2 separate regions of the Homo sapiens genome follow, and region 2 is linked to region 1. The links are chromatin loops, found by intact Hi-C in ENCODE. Cell type or tissue: tibial artery. All regions are shown on one strand. Each heading gives the region's core, and the rest is flanking DNA. Links, peaks and the distances in the headings are about the cores only.

Evidence for each region. Peaks named below come from ENCODE experiments on the same cell type or tissue, not always from the same donor. Only the 100,000 strongest peaks of a DNase experiment are listed, where the experiment ranks them.
Region 2: a loop joins it to region 1, with 5 times the contacts of the local background. A loop is called at or near these places in 1 of 110 quality-filtered maps.

The regions. Positions count from the first base shown.
Region 1 is chr13:47,177,134-47,182,526 of GRCh38, reverse strand. No RefSeq gene overlaps it. Among named protein-coding and RNA genes, the nearest start is that of HTR2A, 280 kb to the right of the region's middle. In tibial artery, for the core only: no CTCF peak of the experiment used is centred there; a DNase peak (open chromatin) is centred at 2,873.
Region 2 is chr13:47,084,351-47,089,743 of GRCh38, reverse strand. No RefSeq gene overlaps it. Among named protein-coding and RNA genes, the nearest start is that of HTR2A, 190 kb to the right of the region's middle. In tibial artery, for the core only: no CTCF peak of the experiment used is centred there; no DNase peak of the experiment used is centred there; H3K27ac peaks cover 5,000 bases.

The DNA.
Region 1 (5,393 bases), core at 236-5,235:
CATTTTATAAGATACCATGAGAGCCTATTATTCATCTGAGAACCTGCTATCCCTCACCCTACCAGGAACCTTGACTGTCAGCACATTGATCACTGAATGATCCTTTGCTTTGCTCACATGTAGTCCAGCCTGTAAGGGATCATGATTGCTTTCTCTGCCAACAAAAAATCCTTTGGTTTTCTTGACCCCATTTCTGATGGATTCAAGGTTGTGACTTCCTATTTCCCTCACCTTCTACTTAGACATGAGCTAGTAGCAAATCCAGCACTCTCTTCATTTTGCCACTTATTGGAAGAGTAATGGAGCAGCCATCATTGCTGCACCATTTTACTTCTGTGTTTCGCATAAACAGTAGTATTGTTCTCATACACAGACATCTCATTGGGAATATTGTGCTGGAGACAGATATTCCTAGTTGGCCAGTGACCAGGAAACTGTCCCTGGTTGGCTGAATTGTGGAAAAACTGCAAATATGGACCTCTGCTTGGCAAGGAAACAAAAAAATGTATAAAGTTATTAAGGACATTCCTGTTATCCTGAAATTTCACCAAGACTAGGAACTGAAGACAATGGATATTAAATATCCCCACTTTCAATTCTGAAAGTTGTTAATGGATAAATCAGCATATTGTAGAGTAGATCTTGAACATCTTGAAGACTGAATGAGAGGGGGATTCACTGACATAAGAGGGCTTTCCAATGACTAAGGATTTAATATTCTAAGAATACCAGAAGCATGGATGGCTGCAGTGGTGAAGTTAAAATTCTGAAACTACATGGAATAGTACTGAAGTAAAAGTCATGAAACTCATTGGAGGTGAAAATGCTAGAGGGGATTTATTACGTGAAACCTAAAAATTCATCCTGGGAGCACCTAGAGGATACTCAATTCACTACAGTAATAAGGAACTGAATGTTAAGAGAGGTACTAGCATCTCTGATAAGATGAGAAGTAGCAGTCCTTGCAGGCTGAAATTAACAGTAGAAGATTCTATATTGGAACCTGGCCAGGATTCTACACTGAAACTTGGCTGCCCGTTTTCAATAAGAACGACAGGAATCTGGGATGGTAGAGTCCACGTAGTAGTATTTGGTCATCAAATGCAAGGTAGATTTAATGACTGTAAGGGGCAACAACCCAGGATGGCAACCAGGGCCTAGACCCACAGCAATTGCTGGTCATTAATTATATATTATGATGTTCCTAGGGGTAAGACAGATGAACAATGAAATAGGGTTTCTATCTTTCATTTTTAGAATCAGAAAAAAATCAAGAGCTGACAATCAGAAGGCTAAAATCGACTGCTATTATGGGAAATCTCTTGCATTTTCTTAGTCCAGAAGTAAACCGGTTCACAGACTCAAAGTCCATTAATCAAGTGTGGGTTGAGCCCCATTGAGGAAATTCAGTGGGCTTCCCCATTCCTTCCTAAAAGGGGTGTTAATGTGATTTACCAGGATAACTGCACTGTGGAAAGGAAAATCCCAAGACCTATAAAGGACAAGATGATATAGGATCTGAGTTGCCATTTATACTAGGAAAACCACACACTACTATGAACCTGTATTTAGAATGGTTATGGCTTGAGCATAACACATGACAAATGAAGTTCTAGCCCAAGTTCATTTCATAGTGGGTTCAATGGGATCATGGACGTGTCTGAGTGTACATTTGAGATGTATGTACTTAGCAGCTGGCATTATTCTCACATTGGTTTCCTGGTCCATAAAATCAGAGCCAATGTTTTAGGAAAACCAAGTATAAGTCCCTAAAACTGTCCTCCTAACTCTGGCCAAGATAGATAGTTTATCAGAAGCAATACCATGTGCTATGAGGAATTACAGAAATTGGTGTCATCATTAAAGACTTAGAAGTAATGGGCCCCATCATATTCTACTTTTTAAAATTGACACATAACAATTGTACATATTTAGGGGCTACACAGTGTTTGGATACACACAACATGTAGTGATCAGATTAGGGTAATTAGCGTATCCATCATTTCAAATGCTTATCATTTCTTTTGTTGGGAGCATTCAGTATCCTTTTTTCTGGCTTTTTGGAAATATATCCTGTATTATTGTTAACTATAGTCACCCTATGGTGCTATAAAAACACTAGAACTTGTTCCTGCTATCTAGCTATAATTATTTATCCTTTAACAATTCTCTCCCTATTATTTTCCACTTTACTTAAAGAGAGTTCCCATAAACACCAAATGTTGGCAGATGACAGTGGACTACTATAAACTTAAACAAATGGAAGCCTCAAATGCAGCTGTTTCAGAAACAGATTCACATAGCCTTTTGGACGTAGGTTGAGGCTAATGATCCAGCAAATGCGTTTTTCTCAATTCTCATCAATAAGGAAGATAAAAAAGAGTTGACTGTTATATGATGGAAAGGAGGGGACAAACAGCAGTACATATTCACTGTCCTGCTGTGGGGCTGTGTTAATTCACCTGCACTCTAAAAGGACTCTATAGAAATCTATAGATTTTTTATAATGTGTAGAATGTTTAAAATTCCACAGATCACACTGATTCACTAAGAAGTAAGCATTAACAACTACAGATGTCCTAGTAAAACACCTGTAGGCCAGAGAGGAGAAAATAAATACCACAAAGATTCAGGGCTTCTTACATCAGTGAAGTCTGTAGAAGTTCAATTTTGTGAGATATGCTGATATATTCCACTTAAGGTTAAAGACAAGTTCTTGCCTCTTCTATCAGTAAGAAACTTGAGCTACGTTATGGGTATTTTTAGACTTTAGAGACTTAGCCATAATTTTCTGATTCATTTAACAGGTTACTCAGAAAGCTGTTTTGAGTGGCTTCTTGATCTTCAGCACTGTGCTGCAAATGACCCTGGCATGTAGGCCATATGACCCAGGAGTTAAGTGGTACCAAAGTTATCTGTGATGATGCTGTGTGTGTTCTCTGGCAAGACCCAATAGAGGTCACAGTGCAGACTACTGGGCTTCTGGAACAAAACTATGTCTATTTTGAGAAGCAATTCCTGATGTGCTGCTGAGCTGTAGAAAAGACTGAGCATCTGAACATGAAATACCATGTGACTCCTACTGGAGAAACCCATTATGAACCAGATGTTGTCAAATTCCACAAGTCGTAAGATTGGGGAACGCAAGGAAAATTCAACTCACGCCAATCCCTCCTGAGGCATTCTCTGTGATCAATTAAAGACAGAAAATCTTGACCCAGATTCACAGATGACTTAGCTCAATAGGTTAGTACATACTTCAAAAACATACTGCCTCCACACTACAGCCCAACTCAGGGGTTGCCTGAAAGGAATGTCATGACTGAAACCCTCCCAGTGGGCAGATGTGAGAGCAGTATATTGATTTTTGTGCTTTATGTAGAGGAAGTAGTGGCCTGAGACACAGATACTCGTGAACTTTTAGGCACTGATGAATGGCTTAGTTGGGAGGTTATAAGACTTCCATGGAAACATTAGTCTAAGGAAACATTATCCACAGGTTGGCCCATGGAAGTGGGTAAAAAATGTAGATCTTTGTATTTTAAGTTGATGCTTCCCAGACAGCATCCATTGCAGGCAACAGTCTCAATAACCGTTAAGACAGGATGACCAAGCCTGTGGATGGATGTATACCAATCTGTCCTAGCCACCCCAGGGCTTGTGCAATGGGCCTAAGAATGGAGCGCCATGTTGGCAGGAATTGAAGCTATGCATTGAACCATGGTATGGGCTCTCATTCAACCCTTGTTACCTTGTCACTTCCACTACTACATAACTTTTCAGCGTCTATGCTGACACCATTCCAATGGCAATATCCCTTAAAGAGTCTAGTCAGATACAGTTGTCCCTTGGTTTCCATGGGGAATTGGTTTCAAGACCTGCTGCAGATACCAAAATCTCAAGTCCTGATATGTGCATAGGTTATATGCACATCCTCCCATATACTTTAAGTCATCTCTAGATTATTACAATACCTAATACAATGTAAATGCTATATAAATACTTGTTATACTGTCTTGTTTGGGGAATAATGACAAGAAATATGTCTGTACATGTTCAGAACAGATGAAATCCGCAGATGTGGAATTCATATATATGGAAGGCCAACTGTACTTAGTTTCCAGTTGATTAAATGAGATTACTTCTACCCTAGAGAAATAGTAATTCAGCCTCGCCAAATTCCATACTTACACTGATCTGAATTCCCTGCCTGCATTGCCTCTGTCAGTACCACCATTTTAGAGCCTACTTGCATGGAAACTTGCACAACATTGCATCAGACTAAGGGGCTGATTTCACAGCAAAAGAGGAACAACAATGAGTGTCTGTTCAAGGTATCTGCCCAAAGGTGGCTGCCCCAACAGAAAGATAAATTTCCCATGGTCTCACTTAAATGTGGGAACTAAACAACAACAACTGAACTCATGGAGATAGAGGGTATAATGACGAGTGCCAGAGGCTGGGATGTGTAGAGGGGAGGGGGGTTTAAAGGATAGGGTGACTATAGTTAACAATAATTTATTCTACATTTCAAAATAACTAAAAGAGTAGAATTGCAATGTTCTTAATACAAAGAAATGATAAATACTTGAGGTGATATATATCTCAATTACCTTGATTTGATCACTATACATTGTATGCTTGTATCAAAATATCACATGTACCCTGTAAATATGCATAACTATTAGGTATCCATAAAAAGTAAAAATAATTTTCAAAAAGTCCTTGGCTAAAATGCCAGCCCAGAGACAATACCCTGTGGGTTTGAGATGATGTCTTTCAGAATACAGTGTGTGCATTGAACCAGGTAAGGGAATGTGTCCCCAGCATTTAGAATTTGTAGGTTTAGGAATGAAGAGGCATAAGATTTACCCCCATTAACATCATCACACAAGTGACATTCTTGAAGAATATGTGCTTCCTTCCTCCACAAACAGGCTCTGCTGCATTAAAGGGCTGGATTCCCAGTGAGAAATGCTTTCAGCTTGGGGACAGATTAATGATTCTATTAAATTTAAGGCTATGGCACCCTGTCACTCTGGGTGCCTCATGCCAGTTGATCAGCAAGCAAAAAAGGGATAAGAAAGGAGTTACTATAATGGCAAAGTTAATAAACCTTAATTAGCATGAAAAGATAGCACTGCTGCTACACAATTAGGGCTGGAAAGATCACATCTCAAACTCAGAGTATTCAATTGGATGTCTCTTGCTGCTTTTATGATCAGAAATAAAGACAAAAAAGCAATTGTAGTATTCAAAGTTCAAATAGAGAAAGGCAATTAAAGATTCATCTTCCCTTGAGATGAAGATCTGGCTTAACCCCCCGGATAAACAGCCTAGACCAGCTGAAGTGCTATACATGGGTTAGGAAAATCCAGAATAGATGGTTAAGC
Region 2 (5,393 bases), core at 132-5,131, 93 kb after region 1:
GGACCTATCTTAGCAAACCTCTAATGAAAAATAATTAAATTATTTAAAAGCTGCTGAAATAAATTCACTTAGAGATTAAGTATCTCCTTAAATCTGCTGACAGATTTAATATTAATTGCAGATATACCTCAAAGTAAACTTCTCAGGGATTATACTCAGAAGCAATCCATTCTCAACCTACTGATGATGTACTTTTAAAGCTTCTCTCATAGAATCTGAGTTTGAGATACTTTTACATCATCTAAAACAGCTATCTACCAAAAATTTACAATATTCTTGCAGATGGGCATGCAGCCTAAACAAGTAAAAAGGGTTTCTTGTCTCATAAATCCACTCATTCCAACACTGGCTCTCTAAGAGTGAGAAAATTCTCCTTGATATGAACCAAAATTCACCTTCCTATAAATTACATCTATTAAGTCCAGCCTATGGATCATAAAAATTCTTTTTGTTCATCCACTAGACTTCAAATAACTGAAGGTCATTGTCATGTCTGTTTTAGTCTCCCTCTTTAGTTAGTGATTCTAACATCCAAATCAGTGTCTCTTCATGCTCTTTTGATCAAAGCTTTCTGTGCCTTGGACTCATCCAGTAATGTCTCAGCGCCCACCCCAAGACCAAACTCTAGAGCACCATCAGCATCTCACCTGTTTTATGCTACAGGTATTATAGACACATTGCCTTAGACCTATGAGCTTTACAGATCTGGGCGTCGATAAAAGTGAATTACTGGCTTCAAAGTATTAAAACCTAAAAGTTGAAACTAATAAAAGTTTTACTGGATATACATAAAACATATTATGCCAATTCATTACTTATTAAATTTAATATTCATCAGAAAATTATTCCAGATAAAAACAATCTGTAGGTTTGTGTTATTTTAACTTCTCAGTAATTCCCAAGTATGTATGATGATTGCAGAGAAATTAGAGCTAATCATAACTTAAATGAGTTAGGTAGCTGAAGTGCTTCAAGAGGGAAAATCATAAAAATCTTTCCAAAATATAAGCAACGTGTATTTAAAATATGAGTGATATTTGCATTTTAACTGAAAGTCAAGGATGTCAACAGAATTATAAAGGTCTGTGAGGGGTCTTAGAAATGACCCTTAACATTATAAACAACCTCCCTAAGAACCACCTAAGAGATCTATGAGAAATGCAAAGTTCTAAGCCATACCTCAGCTCTAATAAATTAATAGTCTAACGTTTCAGACCTACTCCTTTTAACGTAAACTCCTAGATCCTATTAGCAACTTTTCCTTATTTCTTAATCACTCTTACCTTGACTTTTAGCCTGAAACCTGTCAGGCACACAGACATTTGTATCCTTCTCTTGGCTCTAAGCAGTCAGCCCTTCCATTGTTACTACAGTGTCCCAAAAATACAGCATAATCAACATAGCAACATTAATTTAAATTTTACCCAATAAGTATCAACAGAAAAATACTAGCAAAATAAATTATCAAAATAAATTTATTCTCAGCATCCCCAGTGCTAAACTGTCTTCCACTTTAATTTTTTCCTTCTTGCTTCTTGCTTCCAGCTTGCATTGCTTAAGGCATGAATGAAAACTCTGCTGCTCTGGGTGCAGAACCCAAGATCAAACAGGGTGGGTGACCTATAGCTCAAGAAATGTATCTGTAGAGTCAGAGTGTTCTGACTACCAGACCCTGAAGTAAGGAAAGACTCATTCCTTGAGCCACTTAACTAAGTAAGAAATGCAAAGGTCTTTTTGAAGACTCATCACCAAGCCAGGAAGCACTGACATTTTTGTCTAGTGGTAGATTTGAGTTAGTCATATTTCTAAAAATAATTCTAGCACTTGCTGTGCCTTAAATGGTCTCCAAGGACCCTGAAATAGTGACGAAGTCTCTTTAAATACTACTGGGATATGACTTAGAGGCCAAGAACTACAGAGTTCAATAAATATTAATAAATTTTGATGTTAAAATAAAAAAATTACTATAGAATATTCAGCATATCTGCTTTTTATATCATTTTCTACAGGAGATTAAATTCTAGACACAGCCAACACTGGTCTAACACCAATAGCTGACGGGATAAAACATTTATCATTGTGAGACTGCTTATAAAAAATAGCAACCCCTTTCTTAAATTAAAATCAACTTCTTTGAAATCAAGTATATCCATTTAAGGCCTTAATACTAAAAAAATAACATCTTGCGGAGGATTTTTTAATATTCGACTTGTCAATGTATCTGTCCTTTGCCAAAAATAAATCAGAGTGCTAAAAGACAACTTTGGCAACAGAACTTAACATAATTACTGAATCTTCAGAATGAAACATTCATAAAAATAAACACTGGCCACATGCCTGGACCCATATAGAAATTCGGCTTGGTTCTGTATATTGATGGCACATTTAACACAACCAATTTCACTATAGATTAACAAAGCTCAGAAGAGATATATATAGATAGAATCTAGCTATCTATCTGTATCTATCACCTCTCTCTATATATAGATCTATATAAAGAGATAATTACATAGATATCTATATCTACCAATAATTATATATAAATATCTATAATTATATGCATAATTGACTTTTTATACAAGCATAACTAACAAGGACAAAGAGAAAAGGAAAGGTAATAATAACAACAGAATTTTGGAAACTGGAAAGCAAATGGACAAGTGGCAATTTGCTTGGCAGAACTGAAAGAACCAAATCCTAAGCTGGCAATGGGGAAAACTGAAAAGCAGTATGACTTACACAGCAGATGCTCAAAAGGCTATGAATTCAGACCAAGGGCTGAGATCTATATACATGCTATGATAAGAAAGATTGGTTTAAAGGACATACAATTAAGTATGGGATATAATAAGTATGGGATCCCAGATCCCATACTCACTTGATGCTGCTGAGTTACTGCCACTCCTCCAGGACCGCAGAATGCTGAAGATTTCTTCCCTGGAGAGAGTAAGGCACAGGATCACTGGACTCACAGGTACACACACAATGAAGATGCTAGGGATACCTCACTGCAAACAGGGAGTAGGGGACACCTCAGTGCAAAAAACTTTAGCATGTTGGGTGCTGAGGTCCTAGAGGTTGATTCCCCTGTTGGCTCTCAAGACAATGGCAACCCTGTCATTACTATCCAGACAAGACGTTACAAGAATCTTTTCTGCGAAATCATATTAGATCAGCCTAATTTAAAGGACATCAGAGAAAACTCCCACCCACATGCTCTGAGCCATCAATCAACTGTACTAGCCCCAATTCTTATATGAGCATCCAACCAAAGATCACCAGACACCTCAGGAAAGCCCCCAAAATAGATACCGAAAGAAACAAACCAAAGAAAGCAACTTAGCAGAAACAGAGGCTTTCTGGGGAAAAGGAAATTTCAGAAACATTATCAATAACATTCTAACAGAGATAGGAAGAAAACATTGTACCTGTATAACAAGAATATAATTTAATAAGGAACACTTAAGGTAGCATTCCTCAAACTTTGTTTTCTAAGGACCCCTTAGTACTCTTAAAAAATTATCAAGGATTCTAAAATACTTTTCTTTATGTATGTTATAGTTTTTTATATATATATATGAGATAAATTATTAAATTTTATTGATGATTCAGTATAACATATTGTATGCGTGATAAATAGAACATGAATAGATTTTTATGAAAAACTATAATTTGAAAACAAAAAATAGTGATGATAGTGATGTTTTACATTTTTCCAAATCTCTTCTGATTTAATAGCTGACAGTTGGATTATCATGCCTTTTTCTGCATTCCATCTGTTGCGATGTTCATCAGAGATGAACACACAAGTTCATCTCTGGAAAACCTTTTTATACTCATAAGAGTGAAAAAGAAAAAAATATCTTAGAATTATTATGAAAGGTTTTTACCTCATTGGCCCTCTGAAATCAGGAGCTCTTGAAAATTAATGGCAGAGAAGAAGAATTATAATAGAGAACTTAGAAGATTTTTTTAGAAAATAGAGCAAAAACCCAAAAATAATAGAGGGGGAACTTTTTTAAGACTTGATCACCCAATATTTACATAAGAAGTTTCAGAAAGAAAAAATAGAGAAAATGTTATTGTCATAGAAGAGACAAGAGAGCTTTTCAGAAGTGAGGACATGAGTTCCAGATTGAAATTTTTCATCAACTGTTCAAACAAGTGAATAAAATTAGACTCATACTAGTTTACGTCACTAAATGGCATTTCAGAACTGGCACTGAAGAAAAATCATAAAAGATCTAGAGAAAAAAATTAGTCACACCCAAAGAATTGAGAAACAGAAAAACCTCAAACTTCTCAATAGCAATTCTGGAATCTAAAATAAAATGGAACAATGACTTCAAAATCCTGAAAGATGATTACTAGCAGCCTAACTCTTCATCAAGTATAAGAGTAGAACAGAAATGTTCATAGAAATGCAGAATCCCAGGAAATTTTTCTTTATACATTAATTCCCAGGAAACTACCAGAAAATGTGTTCCAACCAGATAAATCTTTAAACCACATGCAATATATATGTATATGTGTGTGTGTATATATATATGCACACACACGCACATATATGTATACATACACACACACACACGCACACATATACATATATATATACATATATATATATATAAACATGTGATACAGGAAACAGAAGATCCAACTCAGGAAAGAGGCAAAAGGAATACCCAGGATGATGGTAAAGGAAGATTTCCAAGATACACATCTGTGTCCCAGGTGTAAAGCAACACATCTAGAAGGAAGCGGATCAGAAGGTACCAAGAGAGATTTCCATAAAAAGATGAACCTGATGAGAATACATATATTAAGAACAGCTTTAGACAACTATTAGAAAGTTTTGGATTAAATCAGTGTTACATAAATAGAAAACTAAGCAAATAAGCAAACATGGGTGATTATGAGCTCCAGGGAAACAAAAGGTGGTACATGAAGCGAAATATGATCATAGTTTACTAATCGACATAGCACTAAATTGCATTTATGTAATCTTAATTGTACAAAATCTGACAAAAATTATAACTCTCTTGAGACAATTGGATGGGAGAAAGCAAGTATGCCTGTGTGACATAAAACACGAGAAAGAAAACTAGTTTTTCTTATTTTATGGTGATAATTCAGTAGAAAATATCTAACATTGATTTTTAAAAAGACATACCAACATAAGCATGATATTTATAGACGTGGAGGTAAAGTCTAAAATCTTAGAGAAAAATGTTTAAACAGAGTGTCTCTGTGGAAAGCGAAATAAAACTAGTTTTCATCTTAACAAGTCTTACATATTTAGTTGACTTTTTAAACATGCAGATTTGATGAAAAAATATTTTTAATGTTTCACAAGTTTCAAAAAGCAAACTAAAGTCCATGAAAAATCAAGC